Linked DNA regions of Homo sapiens: region 2 is linked to region 1. Evidence: chromatin loops called from intact Hi-C (ENCODE). Cell type or tissue: K562. All regions are shown on one strand. Links, peaks and the distances in the headings refer to the core of each region. The heading gives the core; the rest is flanking DNA.

Evidence for each region. Peaks named below come from ENCODE experiments on the same cell type or tissue, not always from the same donor. Only the 100,000 strongest peaks of a DNase experiment are listed, where the experiment ranks them.
Region 2: a loop joins it to region 1, with 10 times the contacts of the local background. A loop is called at or near these places in 25 of 110 quality-filtered maps.

Annotation. Positions count from the first base shown.
Region 1 is chr14:60,059,583-60,068,084 of GRCh38, forward strand. LRRC9 (leucine rich repeat containing 9) reads left to right here. Exons shown (of 33, transcript NM_001395648.1): 32 at 2,429-2,597; 33 at 3,741-7,235. The coding sequence ends at 3,780. All of the region lies in intron 1 of PCNX4-DT (PCNX4 divergent transcript), which reads right to left. Among named protein-coding and RNA genes, the nearest start is that of PCNX4-DT, 28 kb to the right of the region's middle. In K562, for the core only: a CTCF peak has its summit at 5,102; no DNase peak of the experiment used is centred there.
Region 2 is chr14:60,555,014-60,563,515 of GRCh38, forward strand. No RefSeq gene overlaps it. Among named protein-coding and RNA genes, the nearest start is that of SIX6, 50 kb to the left of the region's middle. In K562, for the core only: CTCF peaks have their summits at 4,563 (motif pointing left) and 7,313 (motif pointing left); no DNase peak of the experiment used is centred there.

The sequences.
Region 1 (8,502 bases), core at 215-8,214:
ATCTTATTGCTGATATGGATAAAGTGGTCCGGATAGGATATCAACCAGCCACAACATTCCCTTAAGCCAAAGCCTAATCCAGAGACCCTAACTGTCTTCAAGTCTATGAAGGCTGAAAGTGGTGAGAAAGCTGCAGAAGAGAAGTTTGAAGCTAGCAAAGACTGCTTTATGAGGTTTAAGGAAAGAATCACGAACTATTATATCAGGCAACATAAAAGTGTAAGGTGAAGCAGCAAGTGCTGATGTAGAAGCTGCTGCAAGTTATCCAGAAGATCTAGCTAGGATCATTGATGAAAGTCGCTACACTAAAAAAGAGATTTTCAATGTAGATGCAACAGCCTTATATCAGAAGAAGATGCCATCTAGGACCTTCATAGCTAGAGAGGAGAAGTCAATGACTGGCTTCAAAGCTTCAAAGGACAGTCTGACTCTCTTGTTAGGGGCTAGTGCAGCTGGTGACTTTAAGTTGAATACATTGCTCAACTTAAAGAAACCATTGTTCAACCATTGTAAAACTCCTAGGGCTCTTAAGAATTATGCTAAATCTACTTTGTCTATGCTCTATCAGTCTATGCTCTATCAATGTACAAAGCTTGGATAACAGCACATCTGTTTACAGCATAGTTTACTAAGTATTTTAGCTGACTGTTGAGACCCAGTGCTGAGAAACAGATTGCTTTCCAAAGACTACTGCTCACTGACAATGCACCTAGTCACCTAATAACTCTGATGGAGAAGTACAAGGAGATGAATGTTGTTTTCATGCCTGCTAACACAACATCCATGCTGTGGCTGATGGATCAAGGAGTAACTTCAAGTATTATGATTTAAGAAATATATTTTGTAAGGCTCTAACTACCATAGACAGTGATTCCTAACCGGGCGCGATGGCTCACGCTTGTAATCCCAGCACTTTGGGAGGCTGAGGTGGGCAGATCACGAGGTCAGGAGATCGAGACCATCCTGGCTAACACGGTGAAACCCCGTCTCTACTAAAAATACAAAAAAATTAGCTGGGCATGGTGGCGGGCGCCTGTAGTCCCAGCTACTCGGGAGGCTGAGTCAAGAGAATGGCATGAACCTGGGAGGCGGAGCTTGCAGTGAACCGAGATCGCGCCACTGCTCTCCAGCCTGGGTGACAGAGCAAGACTCCATCTCAAAAAATAAAATAAAATAAAATTAGTGATTCCTCTGAGGGATATGGGCAAAGTAAATTGAAGACCTTCTGGAAAGGATTCACCATTCTAGACGCCATTAAAAACATTTGTAATTCATCAGAGGAGGTCAAAATAGCAACCCTAATGGGAGTTTGGATGACTTTGAGGGGTTCAGGACTTCAGTGAAGGAAGTAACTGCAGATGTGTGGAAACAGCAAGAGAACTAGAAGTGGAGCCTGAAGATGTGACTGAATTGCTGCAATCTCATGATCAAACTTGAATGGATGAGGAGTTGCTTCTTATGGAGGAGCAAAGAAAGTGGTTTCTTGAGATGAAATTTACTCCTGGTGAAATGCTGTGAACACTGTTGAAATGACAACAAAGGATTTAGAATATTACAAACTTAGTTGATAGAGCAGTGGCAGAGTTTGAGAGGACTGACTCCAATTTTGAAAGAACTACTGTGGGGAAAGTGCTATCAAACATCATGTTGTACACAGAAATCTTTCATGAAAGGAAGAGTTGATCTATGCAGCAAACTCCATTGTTGTCTTATGTTAAGAAATTGCCACAGCCACCCCGGCCTTCAGCAGCCACCATCCTGACTGGTCAGCAGCCAACAACACTGAGACAAGACCCTCCAACAGCAAAAAGATTACAACTCGCTGAACATTCACATGATCATTAGCATTTTTTAGCAATAAAGTATTTTTAAATTAAGGTATGTACATTGTTTTTTTAAACATAATGCTACTGCACACTTAATAGACTACACTATAGTTGTAAACATAACTTTTATATGTCCTGGGAAACCAAAAAATGTGTGTGACTCACTTTATTGCAATGGTCTGGGACCACACCCACAATATTTCAAGGTATGCCTGTTAGTTTCTTCAAGATTTGTTATGCGCTGAAAAAGTCCTACAATCTCTTTCCTATTTTTTGACTGTGCTGCCCCACCTTTTAAAAGTATAATCACTTTATCTGTACATTTATTACAGCATGCAGGTTTGGATATTTATATGTTTAAAACATTATCTAGGAAAAATCAAACTGATTCACTAGCTCACAGAAATTTAAGCCACATCAAGTGCTAAAAATACATTATAATTCTATATTTTTATTTGAAATTTTAAATTCACTTTATGAAACATGTATTGCATACATTCCGCTGAAGGACAACCAAACTATATTGCTTAATGCTTATGTTAATTAATGTTTCTCATTGTTTCATAATTTTAATTTTTCAAATTTCTAATTTCTAATTTCAGACAAAAAAAACAAGAATGCTGGGATTCTGACAAATAATCCTCGGAGCATCCATGCAGAAATAGCTTTTCGGCAACTCAGAGGGATAAGTATCTCTCCATCTCTTTTATCACATCAGAATATTGCATCTCCTACTGCACAAATATACCAGAGCAACCAAGATAAGAGAAGGTAAAGCTATTTTCTCTGTGTTTTAATATCATTTCTCATCATTAAAAAAGTACTCTCCATATTTGCTAGTCATGTATAACAGGAAATATTGTTATGTACTATTATATATTTACTCTGGGAACTAGAAAAAACTGTCAGATAGCATAAGACTTCTTAATTCCCACGTTCACCAAACCTTTCCCAAAGTCCAGTGTATTTACATAGTAATTCAAAAAGGCTGAGAAATGGCTATCAAGGTCAAATAATTCAGAGTACTAGTGCTCACTAGTGAGGGAACAATGAAATAGCTACATGGGAACTACTTTAATTGTATCCTCTACCAACTCACTCTACTCACTGAATTTGCAAAGCAGTTCACTTATACTGTAAACAGCAGATAAATTCAACTTTCTGAAACCGTGAAGGCTAAGAATTTTGTAAATTCTTCCGAATTTTCTTTAAAATTCCTACTTGCCTCCTTCTCCAGTCTGAATCTAGCCCTAGAGCCTAGCTCAAAGCCTAAGAACATTGCTAGTTCTCATTAAGAATACACTCTTCTGCTCAACACTTGACTTCTTAGATTCCCAAGTATTACCTGTCCCCCATCTTCCTGGCATCCCTGCTCCTGCTCATCTGTTAAAATGACCTACCTCAGCAGCAGATCTAGCTTAGGCTTGGCTCTTGCTGCACTGACTCCTCCTGCTTTAATCAGCCATGTCCCACTGAGTCCACAGTATTTTTTTTTTTTTTGAGACAGAGTTTCACTCTTGTTGCCCAGGTTAGAGTACAGTGGCACAATCTTGGCTCACTGCAACCTCCACCTCTTGGGTTCAAGCAATTCTCCTGCCTCAGCCTCTCGAGTAGCTGGGATTACTACGGGCATGCGCCACCATGCCCGGCCAATTTTTTTATTTTTAGTAAAGGCAGGGTTTCACCATGTTGGCCAGGCTGGTCTTGAACTCCTGACCTCAGGTGATCCACCTGCCTCAGCCTCCCAAAGTGCTCGGATTACAGGTGTGAGCCACCAATGGGATAATTTTGTCTTTTTGAAATTGCGCACATCTAAAATACAGAAATTATTTATTGCAGAATTACCTTAAGTTAGCTGATCCATTACAAAATTAAGTCACCACTATTTGACTAATTAAATCTTATTTCTTACAGAATTTTTGGGAGCAACTTTCCAAGATCAAATCGAATGTAACTGCCTAAAGAGAAATGAGCATACACCAAGAAACTCACCTGTTTAGTAGTTGTACAAAAACTAGCGGACAGTGGTCAGTTAAAAAAAAAAAAAAAAGATAATCATGTTACTTAAGTTACTGAAGCACTTCAGTTCCATATGAAGATAATCTATTACCCTTCATGAACTTGATTTAATATCACCTCTCTTAAACTTTCTTTATGGTTATCTTTAGTTATTTGTTTGAATTTCTATATCATAAAAATCATCAACTATTACATCAGACTACAATTTGAAAAGACAAAAGTGACATGAAACAAAGTCCAGAGAACTGAATGCTTAGTTCTAGTATTAGAAACATTTAGTCATGAAATGTCATTATGAAAAGTCATAGGAAGATATTGAGAAAAGATAACTTTAGGAAATAGGCATACTTTCATTTGTAGAGTATCTATTCATTTGAGATTACACAAAACTACAGCACATTTCTTACCAAACACAACTATTACTAAAGCAAGATGAGTTTTGCTAGTTGAACTACAGATTGGTTTTTAGGACTGTATTTTTTTAAAAAATACCCTCAAACCAGATCGGCCCTCAAAATTGTTTAGAGATGCAAATTGTGGGCATCAATAGTAGTTTCTAAATGTGGCTAACCGTGGGTGCAACCAGTCCTTCATGCTCTAAGAATAAAAAAAGCGTCCGATTTCAAATACAAATCATTTAATTACACCTACAGTGATACAAGTTTACAAGTAGTTTCAGGCTGAAGAGAACATGTATTCAAACTGAGTGGACACATTTAAAAATATGACCTTCAATAATTATACTTCACTGAACTTTTCTAAACTATTACATTGCATAGTACTAGGACGTATCACAGATTAATCAAATGTGGTTATGAATTTGCTTGTTACAGTTACTAAAATTGATAACCAAATTGCCAATCATATTTTGATATAAATGAGCTCCATCATTCATGAAGTATTCTATTCAAAATTTTAAAGTTATTGGCTCAACAGTACACATAGTTTCATAATATTTTATACTTTCCTTACACGAAAATAAATTATTTTAACTAAAATATGTAGACTTTATAATCTGTCTGGAAATAGTTTTAAAGGTACTTTGGAAATGATATAATTCCAATGTCTATGCAACAATTTTGTATTTTTCTTTTTAAATGCTGTATGTCTTTACTTTAATCATGTAATATTTAAAAGTTCAAACCTAATTACAGATTGATTTTGCTCTTTGTAATGTGTGGTTTTTAAACAACTATTACATTTAGGTGGAAATAGGATCTTTTGTTTAAAAACAACTATGCAGTTCTTAAGATGTCCAGAAGATGTCTTTGTTGCCCTTTAGTTTTGACAACTGCTTTCATTATAGTGTTGTGACAGTCTACTCTTCACTATTTATTACTAAATTGGCATCATCTTCTTTTTTTCTTTTATGATTATGTATAAATTAAATGCTGAATATATGTTACTTTTATAATAAAAAGTGTCTTAAAATAACAAAGTGGGAAAATAAATGTAATAGGTTTCACTGGAGAAAAATGTTCAGAATAGAAATATATAAAGCAGAAAAAACATAACTTACACTGTATTCACTTAGCATTTTGGCATATTTTCTTTTAGCCATTTTTCCTATGGACTTTTAATACATTTGAGATCTTCATGTGATTTTTATGTACACATTGTTAAATTTTGAGCTATTTATAATTCTTAAAAATTGTTAATTAAATGTCATCTGAGCCGGGCGCAGTGGCTCACATCTGTAATCCCAGCACTTTGGGAGGCCAAGGCAGGCAGATCACAAGGTCAGAAGTTCGAGACCAGCCTGGCCAATATGGTGAAACCCCATCTCTACTAAAAATACAAAAATTAGCCAGGCGTGGTGGTGTGCTCCTGTAGTCCCAGCTACTAGGGAGGCTGAGGCAGACAAATTGAGCAAGACTCCATCTCAAAAAAAAATTTTTTTTTCATCTAAATTTCTGAGTAGCTGGAATTACACCACCACGCCAGGTGCAGTGGTTCACGCCTGTAATCCCAGAACTTTAGGCGGCCAAGGTGGGCAGATCACCTGAGGTCAGGAGTTCAAGACCAGCCTGGCCAACAAGGCAAAGCCCCATCCCTACTAAAAATACAAAAATTAACTGGGAATGGTGGCGTACACCTGTAATCTCAGCTACTCAGGAGGCTAAGGCAGGAGAATCGCTTGAACCAGGGAGGCAGAGGTTGCAGTGAGCTGAGATGGCACCACTGCACTCCAGCCTGGGTGACAGAGTGAGACTCCCTCTCAAAAAAAAAAAAAAAAAAACTGTAAAAGAGAGTAAACTATTTATTCATCAAGGTATTTCACTTAGATAAAATGTATAATTTATCCAGTAAAGTTATTATGTCTTTGCTCCCAGCAAATGTCTTGATTTATTTTGCAAGCAAATGTATGATTATATAACTTGTTTTCATTAAAGACAATTCCACAAACAACCTGGTAAGCTAGAAATTAAGGCACTTTATAGATTAGAAGCCTCCAAAGCTGAACCGAATACAGGCAGTGTGAAATTAGTCTGATTTCTATATATAAAATTAACTGCGATTAATTGTCCAATACAAACTTTACTATTTACTTCCATTTTTAAAAAAATTTTTGTAGAGATGGAGTCTCACTATATTGCCCAGGCTGGTCTCAAACTCCTGGCTTCATGTAATCCTCCTGCCTCGGCTCCCGCAACGTGCTGGGATTATAGGCATGAGCCACCATGCCTGGCCATTTACTTCTAATTTTTCTAGTCTTAGATTTTTCTGACTATTGACACAAAATTAACTGATTGTGAATATATTTTTGCCTAGAATATCTAGTGTGCACTATGTATGTGTGTTTGCAGGCACTCCTGACTAGTTTACAAATAACCCTTATATTTAAGTAACATGCCATTTCACTCTTCATAAGCTATCTTACATTATGAAAAGTGTTTAATGTTTTAAAACATTAGATCTCACTCTTAGTCATGCTCTAGGCTCTTGGCTTCAATTAAATATTACTTACATAAAGGGAGGTAAGATTATTATAATATTCTATTAGTAGAAGCAAGCACTTACGGCCAAATTCCTTTGGTTATTCAGTGAAGCTAACCAAATCATTTTGGTTATGGGCTAGAAACCGGCTGGTTTTTCTGATGCCTTACTATAAAACTTAGAGCTTCTGGACCACCTGCAAGTGCTAACTATGTGTTCATTTTTCTACATTTTCCTCCCTTCTCCATTATTGAAGTATTTTTGAAGAAAAACCTACGCTGAACTGCAATTTAAATTCTCAGTTGCCTTTTAGAACTAGGTCAGTAAGAAATACCACAGCTATTTTATTAGTAATATTATTTCTGCAAGTTTTTACTTTACAAATATGTAAATTATACCATTCTACTGTTACTGTTTTTCTTTCCATTGTGAATAAAATTGTTTTGTAAACTACTCAAAAGACATTTCTCAGACTTAATTTACGCATTTTTATCTTAAGATTTTTGTTTTGGTAATGATTTTTCCTTAAAATTAAGCTAAAATGAATGATTTAATAGCAAAGACATACAATGTTGTAATATAAAAATAGAATAGCACATTCAAAGGAACTTAGAAGTAGCTTTGAAGGTATTAGTTAGCTGAAGTCAAATTATTTATCTTTTATATTTTATTAAGCACTACCTTAACTATATGCTCTTTTAGGTAAATCAAAAAGTCAGTTTATCAACATTGTCATTTTCCATATAAGATTCCAAAGATTCTGAAATGCTAAATTTTAAATTAGAACAGATTTTTTCTAATATCATTAAAAATAACAGTATTTCTATATGCTCTAAATAAAAATCCATTGAGATAACATAGTTTGTTTTTTCAAAATAGTTACATTTTGATCAAACATTAAAATAGAAAGGGATGCGAAGAATTTTTAACAAATAGCATTCTATATTTTCATTTGGTTTTTAATTTTATAATTGTAATTAACTTCTAAATGTTTAAAAATATTTTATACCAGCAGTTAATTTTAAACATTATAAATAGGAAAAGAATTAGTGATAATCTTACTATTTTTGTAAACCACAAAAATAACAATGACTATAGTTTAAATAGAAAAAAGATATGGTGATATGATTTTTGTTTGTTTCCAGTGGGGTTGGAGTGATTTAAAAGCTATAGCTTTTAATCAAGAGCTGCACGTTTTTCTTCTTGCTTATTGTAGAACATTATTTTTTCTAGAAAATGTTTTCAATAATTTTAGTGGTTTGGCTCTACTATTTGTTCCATCTTTAATTATAGCATAGCTCTTCCTCTCCCTTCCCTCTCAGAATGTTTTACAAGTGTGTCTCTCAAAGAACAACCAAAAAAGACTAATCAGTAAAATATATATATATATATATATAAAACATTTTAAAGTTTCTAATTATTTCTTATTCCCCTATCAATTTGGTTTAAAACAGGTATTTATAAACACTGGTAGCCTACTTTCCTAAGGCCTTTGATTTTATATGAAGTGCTTTAAAAGAGTTCAATCAACCTTAATGGTGCATTTTTAGTTAAGGAAATAGAATGGGGGTAAGTCAATTTGAGCTCCCAGACAAACAAGTGTCTTCAGAAAGAATCAGCCATAAATGGGTTTAGAAATCAGAGTACGAGTAAAATGCAGTGAGCAGAGCACTCAGGGAAACCAGATACAATGGAAAGAGTAAAATACTGCAGAGCTTTT
Region 2 (8,502 bases), core at 287-8,286, 500 kb after region 1:
AAAAAAGAATTAGATCGTGTCATTTGCAACAACATGGATGGAACTGGAGGTCATTATGTTAAGTGAAATAAGCCAGGCACAGAAAGACAAACATTGTCTGTTCTCACTTATTTGTTGGAGCTAAAGATAAAAACAATTGAACTCATGGACATAGAGAGTAGAAGGATGGCTACCAGAGACTAGGAAGGGGAGTGGGGGGCTGGTGGCAAAAATGAGGATGGTTAATAGGTACAAAAAAAAAATAAAATGAATAAGACCTAATATTAATATTTTATAGCACAATAAGGTGACTATAGACAATAATAATTGTACATTATAAAATAACTAAAAAAGTGTAATTGAATTATTTGTAACACGAAGGATAAATGCCTGAGGGGATAGACATCCCATTCTCCATGATGTGATAACTTCACGTTGCATGCCTGTATCAAGACATCTCATGTACCCCATAAATATATATATGTACTATGTACCCACAAAAGTTTAAAAAATAATTTAAGTATGGTATATACATACAATGGAATACTATTCAGCCTTAGAAAGGGATGAAATTCTCATATGTGCTACAACATGGATGAACCTTGAAGACATTATGGTAAGTGAAATAAGCCAGACACAAAAGGACAAATACTGTATTATTTCACTTATATGAGGCATCTAGAAGAGTCAAATTCATGGAGACAAAAAGTAGGATAGAGGTACCAGAAACTGGGGAGAAAGGGAAATGTGGAGTTATTGTTTAACAGACACAAAGTTTCCACTTGGGACAAAGAAAACATTCTTGAGATGAATAATGGTAACGGCTGCACAATAATGTAAGTGCACTTAATACTTAAAATAGTAAGTTTTGTGTTATGTGTATTTTATCACATTAAAGAAATATTATGCCTACAACTTCTAGTATAATAGAAAGAGGCCGAGTTTGAAGATAAGAGGAAGTTAAGAGTCCTAGTTCTGGTACTTGCAGGCTGTGTAATTTGGGGAAAGTCATTTAGCCTCTCAAAGGATCAGTTTTCTCATGTCTAAAATGGGACCGAAGGGATGCAGAAAAAAGTTCTAAGAGGGAAGTTTATAGCAATAAACACCAAAATCAAAAAAGAAGAAAGATCTCAAATAACATAGTATTACACCTCACTAAATTAGAAAAAGAACAAACTAAACCCAAAGTTAGTAGAAAGAAGGAAATATTAAAGAGCAAAGCAGAAATAAATGGAATAGACACCAGAAAAATAGTAGGAAAAAAACAATAAAACTAAGAGTGGCTTTTTTAAAAGATAAACAAAATTCAAAAAAGAGAAGACTCAAATAAATTCAATCAGAAGAAATGAAATAGGAGACATTACAACTGATACCATGAAAATACAAAGGATCATAAAAGATGACTGTGAACAATTATACACCAACAAATTGGATAATCTAGAAGAAATGGATAAGTTCCTAGACACACAACCTACCAAGACTGAATCATGAAAAAATAGAAAATCTGAACAGACCAATAACAAGTAAGGGCTTTAAATCAGTAATAAAAATATCCTATCAAAGAAAAGCCCAGAATCTGATGGCTTCACTGCTGAATTCTACCCAGCAATTAAAGGATTAAAGCAATTCTCAAACTCTTCTAAAAAATTGAAGAAGAAAGAATAAAATGAAACAATAATCACTAGTTTGCGTGGTTGTTCTGAGATTTAGAGATAATACATGTAAACACCTAACATAATATCTGGTCTCCAGTGAGTGCCATTAAATGGTATTCTTATGCACATTTCAGCCTGGCATGGTGGCTCATGCCCATAATCCCAGCACTTTGGGAGGTCAAGGTGGGTGGATCACTTGAGCCCAGGAGTTCCAGACCTGCCTGGGCAATATGAAGAAACCTCATCTCTACAAAATTACAAAACTTAGCCAGGTCTGGTTGCACACACCTGTGGTCCTAGCTACTCGAGAGGCTGAGGTGGGAGGATCGCTTGAGCCCAGAAAGTTGAGGCTGCTGTGAGCTATGTTCAGGCTACTGCACTCTAGCCTGAACGACAGAATGAGACCCTGTCTCAAAAAAAAAAAAAAAAAAAAATACACATTTCAATTCAAAGAATAATACATGTAAAGAACAAATTCACTTTTCAAAATTTGAAATTATATACATAAATTATGTAGGTCACTCTTACCAATAACTGTTTGCTAAAGAGAAATTGTTTAATACCAAAATACTTTATTCTAAGCTTTGCTTTCACCATCAATTCTAACTTGGTCATAAATCACAGCAATAAAGGCTGCCTCCATGTGAGTCTGAATGTCTAAGCTCCAAGAGCCAAAAGATGATTTTGTTTTTCATCTACCTTTGGGTTCCAGCTTACAAATATTTTCATTAAACATCTAATGACTTTGCAATGAAGTTACTATTTCTCTGTTCAGTGCCCAATTTAAAGCTAAACAAGTGGAAAGATTTAATATAATTTAATATAATTATTGCCTCATAAAATATCTAGGGTTGGAATTAATCCCTAAATTACCTGTACGTATACATAACTTTAGGAAGACACACTAAGTAAAAAGCAATTCCTTTTGTGCTGTTTTGTAAGGTTGAAGGCAGAAAAACAGCTTCTGTTCAGAGGAGGCCCCCAGTGAATTAAGGTTAAAAGGATTTGCCCTTGCAGGACCCCAGGTCTCTAATTGGGGCCTTCAATTCCTGTAATCCAGAAGGATTGAGACCAGACGCTTCTAGATTATTGCCAAAGCCCACAGGTGACTCAAAAGGAAAAAACAATTAGTGCCCCAAAAACCCTTCAGATAGAAAAGAGGTATTTAATGAAACCTGAAGCAGGCCCAGCCAGGGCAAGCTTCTTAGTGAATATTCAGCCATTAGCAAAAGGGAAGAAAATCTATTTATTTCCCTGTTCAGTTTTAATTTCACTAAATATCTGAGGTTTTTCTTTCTAGGGTACATTAATTTGCTACTTTAAAGGGACTACAAGGGTGATTATATCCATATTTAAGATTCTTTGCAATGCCACAATCTTTAATAGTAATAAAAATAAAACATATCATATAAAGAATTCAAATTCTATACATTTTTATTCTTGTAACACATAAGCCTGTGTGAAGAATCTAAAATCTTACAAACCCATTAAACTGCAAGAATAATTCAAGCAGGAAAGATTAGTATGGAAGGAAGGTTCTAGAAGCTAGGCTCCAAATGTACAGTGGTTCTCAACCTGGGCTGCACACTGGAATCACATGAGGAATTTTTTAAAATACCAATGCCCTCTACCCACCCATGAAGATTGTGACATAATCGGTCTGGGGGCAGCCTGGACATTAAGGATTTTAAAATCTCACCAGGTGATTCTAAAGTGCATCTAAGGCTGAGAATGACCTCTTTAAAGAAAAGTCAACAGGAGTATCGAAGACAATCATCTATTCCATTCAGGACCAGCTGCATGATTTTCAGGGCCCAGTGCAAAATGAAAATATGGGTCCCCTTGTTTCAAAATTACTAAGAATTCAAGATGACGAGAGGCAAGCATTAAACCAAGCGTGGGGTTCCTCTAAGCACAGGGCCCTGTCTGAGTGTCCAAGTCACAGGCCCATGAAACTGGCCTTGATTCCATTCTTTACTAAACCAAACTTTTATTTTTTAGGAACTAGTTTCTTTGGAATGGTGAGGAAATATGTCATCTTCTCAATGTGGTATTCACTGTGTCTCTAGGATCCCACAAGTAACTAATCTCTGAGCAATATCATTGTCTATTTAAACAGCCTGATTTGCCTTGAAAGCTCCCTCACTCTGTCAAGATGAATAAAAGGCAGAACTATAGAACGATTTTATAGAGACAATTGGGAATTTCACTTCGTAACCTCATCTACAATAAAAAAAAACTTACCTATGAAATATTAACTCTGAACGAAGGCTTCTTGGTCTAGAAAATAAAACATCTGGACGCAGCTGCTCATGGCTATATTCCCAACACTGGGAGGCCAAGGTGGGTGAATCGCCCTGGGCAATAGAGTAAGATCCCGGTCTCTACAAAAAATGCAAAAATTAGCTAGATGTGGTGAAGCATGCCTATAGTCCTAGCTACTCAGGAGGCTGAGGTGGGAGGATCACACGATCCAACCACTGCACTCCAGCCTGGGCGACAGAGTAAAACCTTGTCTCAAAAATAAATAAATAAACACAACAAACAAAAATCTTTGAGTCTGGAATAGTCTCTTTTAAAAACTCACTAATTCTCACATCTCTGCCCCATGCATCTGGCAATTATCACACTACAAATTTTATTAGCCAACATCTACAGTAAAGATTCAAACTTCTAAGCCTCCATTTGTTTAACAAATTGTTCTTATCTATTTACCAAAAGATATAATATCTGTTTACCAGTATGTATAGTTCTTATCTATTTACCAATATTTGTAGTATATTAAATATTACTATAATTTCTGGGAAAACCTGATAATCAAATATGTAGGAACTCCCTAATTGCAAATTTTGTCACTCTAGTCTTTTCAGGTTAAAGGATCACTTTTTTCTCTCTTTCACATTATACAATGTTAGGAGAGCCCCCTGCTGTCCAAAGTAAAATTCTAATTTCAGAAAATTTAAATAAATGGAGCACAATGCCTGCCCTCTCCTCACCCAGTTTATCCTCTTAGTATCACTGCTCTTGGAACTAATAGGGGAAGATTTAAGATTAGAGAGAATTAGAAAAAAGCTGTGAAAAACAGGCTTTGACTTGGGAGGGAAAAAAAAGTCAGACTCCTAGTTAGATAGATCTCAGATGCCCAATCACCCCAACACACACACACACACACACACACACACACACACACACACACAGACACACACGCTTCAGCCTCTACCCAACATTTCTAACCCTTCACTTCTCATTTGCATTTTGCAATGCTCCACTGTCTGAGATCCGTTAGGTTGAAATGAACCAGAAACTCAGGGGATGAGAGCCCAGCAATCTGTGTTTTAATAAGCCCACCAGAGGATTCTGATGCATGCCAAAGTTTGAGAAACACTAATTTACAACATTACCTCTTCTGATGAAATGAGAGATTTCATTTCAGAGGCACACAATCTAAATGTTCATAAGTGACTCAAGGAGTTTGTTACAAATCCAGATAGATTTGCAGGCCCCACCTCACCCTCAGATATTTTGATTCAGTAAGTCTACAGTAGGATCCAGAAATCTGTATTGAACAAGCACCACCGGTGATTCCAATGCAAGTTAATGGAAGGACCATACTTCCTAAGTCACTAATATAGTGAGTGGGGTGGGTAATTCTAGAGCATGGAGCACATTAGGAATATGTTAGACTTGAGTGGGAAACCACAAGGTGGGAAGCATTAAAGATAGCATGGGAGTCCTGGTTCCTTGGGAGAAGGGTGCAGAAAAGGAAGCTGGCACTGGCCAAATATAAATTGTTCTTGTTTTAAAATATTTTGCCTGGGTTTTGTTCTGCTTCATAAAAACAAAAGACCCTACTTCCTTCTCATCTCTATTACTGCATGGCTCCTTTCTACAGGCCCCAGAAATCAGGCTACAGTTATTGTGAAAGTCATTATGGTTTAATTGAACTTTTGTTGACTAGTCAGAGAAACTAACCATCATATATGATCATTTTTATGGGAATGTGTTCCTATAGAACAAATATTTAAAAGAAACTTTTGGAACATAACCCTTTTATAAGTTGGGAATTGGCTGATTTTATTTAATTTTTCATAATTTTGTCTTGAACTTATGGATATGCCAAATAGTGAGTAGGGAAGAGTTTTACCGTGAGTGGCTGCCAAATTAAAGTTTAATTTGATTTAAACTTTAGAATATGTAATCACTGATATATATAACCCTAAGTCTTACTGAGTATATAGTAGTCTTTTTATTGCTTGCTGTCCCACAATATACAATAAATGGCAGCTGCATACATTAATGTACAGAGTATGCATTATATATCTATATCAATACTGAATACATCACACATGCACAATGTATTATATAACTGTCTCATATGCATATATTACAGGTACTTTATATAATATAGAATGCATATGTATAACCAATTTAGGAACAAGCAGTATCATGAGATGTTACGTGGCAGTACACTCTGTTTTTAAGAGTTTGGCCCTGAAGAGATTAGAAATATATGAACATTGAGTCCAATTATTCACACAACTATTCAAAACAGTATTTTGGGGAAAAACATATGTTCAAAACCTCTCCTCAAAGAATATCCCAAAACTTCAGTGCTAAATGAAACCACGATCAAATGCTAGATTCTGAACAGCAAATATGGTCTGTGGATTCCAAAGTGGATCAGATAAGAGTGGACCAAGCTAAAGCCACTCCCTCACCTGCCCTGCAAAAAACAATTTAAAGCAACTTTATCTCCAAAGGGGGAAAAAATCATATTATTCTAAAACAGCAACCCAAAATGATTAGCCTGAAATACTTCCTCTATGTGCCCCATGTAGAACTCTGATTTTTTACCTCCTCTTATAAACCTGCTTCCCACAATACTTCCAAGGAAGCAGATAAGAAAAGAGCCCTCCACTAACTAGGCTGAGCTTTCTCTGTTTAGGGAGAAGGTGGGTGTTGCTCAATAGGAAGAAACCCTATATTCCTGATTTACCTGGCCAACCCAACCCATCCTCCCCTGGGGATGTTTCTGGCAACCCCTTTCTTCTTGGACTGCATCCAGCTAATACCCCATGTGAGAAACAACTGCCACTTTACGCTGATCACACTCCTTAGCATTCCCAACTTAAGTTCTGTTATGAGTGTTAAGGGTCCCCAGGTGGATATTTTACCATGGAATCTGCATTTTTTTCCCTTGGTCTTTTGAAACATCCATAAACACCTAATAACTTTTCTTACCAGAAATACTGCAGCAATTGTTTAAAAAAAAAAAAAAGCCAGCAACCTCTAATGCAATTTAGCGCTTTGGGACATCCCTCTTCTGCCTCCATTGCACCCTTCCAAATACAGCCCTTCAACAGCTAAGGCTATGCCAAAAGTTTGTCGGGCCAACCAAACAAAACAAAAACTCAGGGCATTTAGGTAGTAAATACCATATTTCTCAAGAACACTCCCAGGAAAGCCTTGATAACTTTCAGCAAAAGCAAAAGCACTCCCTTGTAAGATGAAAATGAATAGTGATTCAGAGATGAAGTAGATCTTTTCATTCCAAAAGTAGATGTAACTGGGAATTAAAAGCCCTCTAAGGCCAAGGAGGGTAAAGCCCAAGAACTCAGCTTTTCAGCACAAGCAAAAGATGACCATCTCCACTGCCTCCAAGTGGCGGTTAGTTCTTGCTGCAGAGCACCAGCACCACCTCGTGTGCAAAAGCGTTTTCTTTTGTTTCCTCGAGAACCACTAGAAGCCTACAGTCTCTGCATTCTGAATCACAGTCTTTACCAGATTTTCAGAAGAGGCTGCAGGCAGAGAAAGCCCAAAAAGACTGTTCCTGCCTCTGGCCAGAAGGTGAAATCTTGGGAATTATCTGTAAGCACTATGTCCAGTATAGTCTTTAGCACGTTGTAACTATTTGTTTACTCACTTGACACCCCACTGACCCTGAACTCACAGAAAGAAGAGACTTTCTTCTATCTTTTTATTCCCAGAGTATCCCAGCCCTTGGCACAGAGTTGGCACATGGTAGAGATTTAACAAATACCTGATATATGAAAAGGATTCAGTAGAATTTTTAGGTGGGAAAACAAATTAGATCTAACATCAATACCAAACATCTTCCTCCAAATAGCTCTGCAGATTACATTGTAAAATTTACCTTTAGAATTTGATCAAATACAAGAAATGAAACCAACTTTGAGACACAAAAGTGCATTGATGTGTCTGGAAATTTCAATGAAAAATTAAGTGATTTCTAATTGACTTGCCTGAAGGATGAATTATGAAAGCGAGCATTTCTGAAAATAGGTAACAAAGCCCTAATACTCAAACTTGCCAGAATTATCCTACAAATTCTCATACACCTAAATACATGTCATATATTAGTACAGCTTTAGAAATAATTTGGGCAATCTTATGATAATAAAACAATCTAAGAGCACTTATAACTACTCAGCTTCTTTCTAGGAGTCCTATGTAATGCTCTAACATTCAGAAAGTAAGTAAAACTGAATTATTAAAAGCCACCCAATGTGGAGTTTTGCCTGATACAACAAAAAAATTACAGCCAATTCACGCACACCCTTCATCTGTCAAGAACCACAGCAGTGAATTCAGCAAGCCAAGAAAACTTTAATAAAATTACACAGGCCTCAGCATCCAAGAGCAGTCTCTCCATCCAAAACTTACAAATTCCAAGGCCAGAGAACAGTGTGACTAATCCTAACGAAAATAAAAACCAGCTGCCTGAAGCACTGTAATAAGTATATATAAAAATTTAAGAACAATGTGATTTAAGTAGGGATAGAACAAGGCACAGAACATAATAGTAAAGAGAGGTCAGTCTGAGAATAACTCCAACCTACTTCTGACT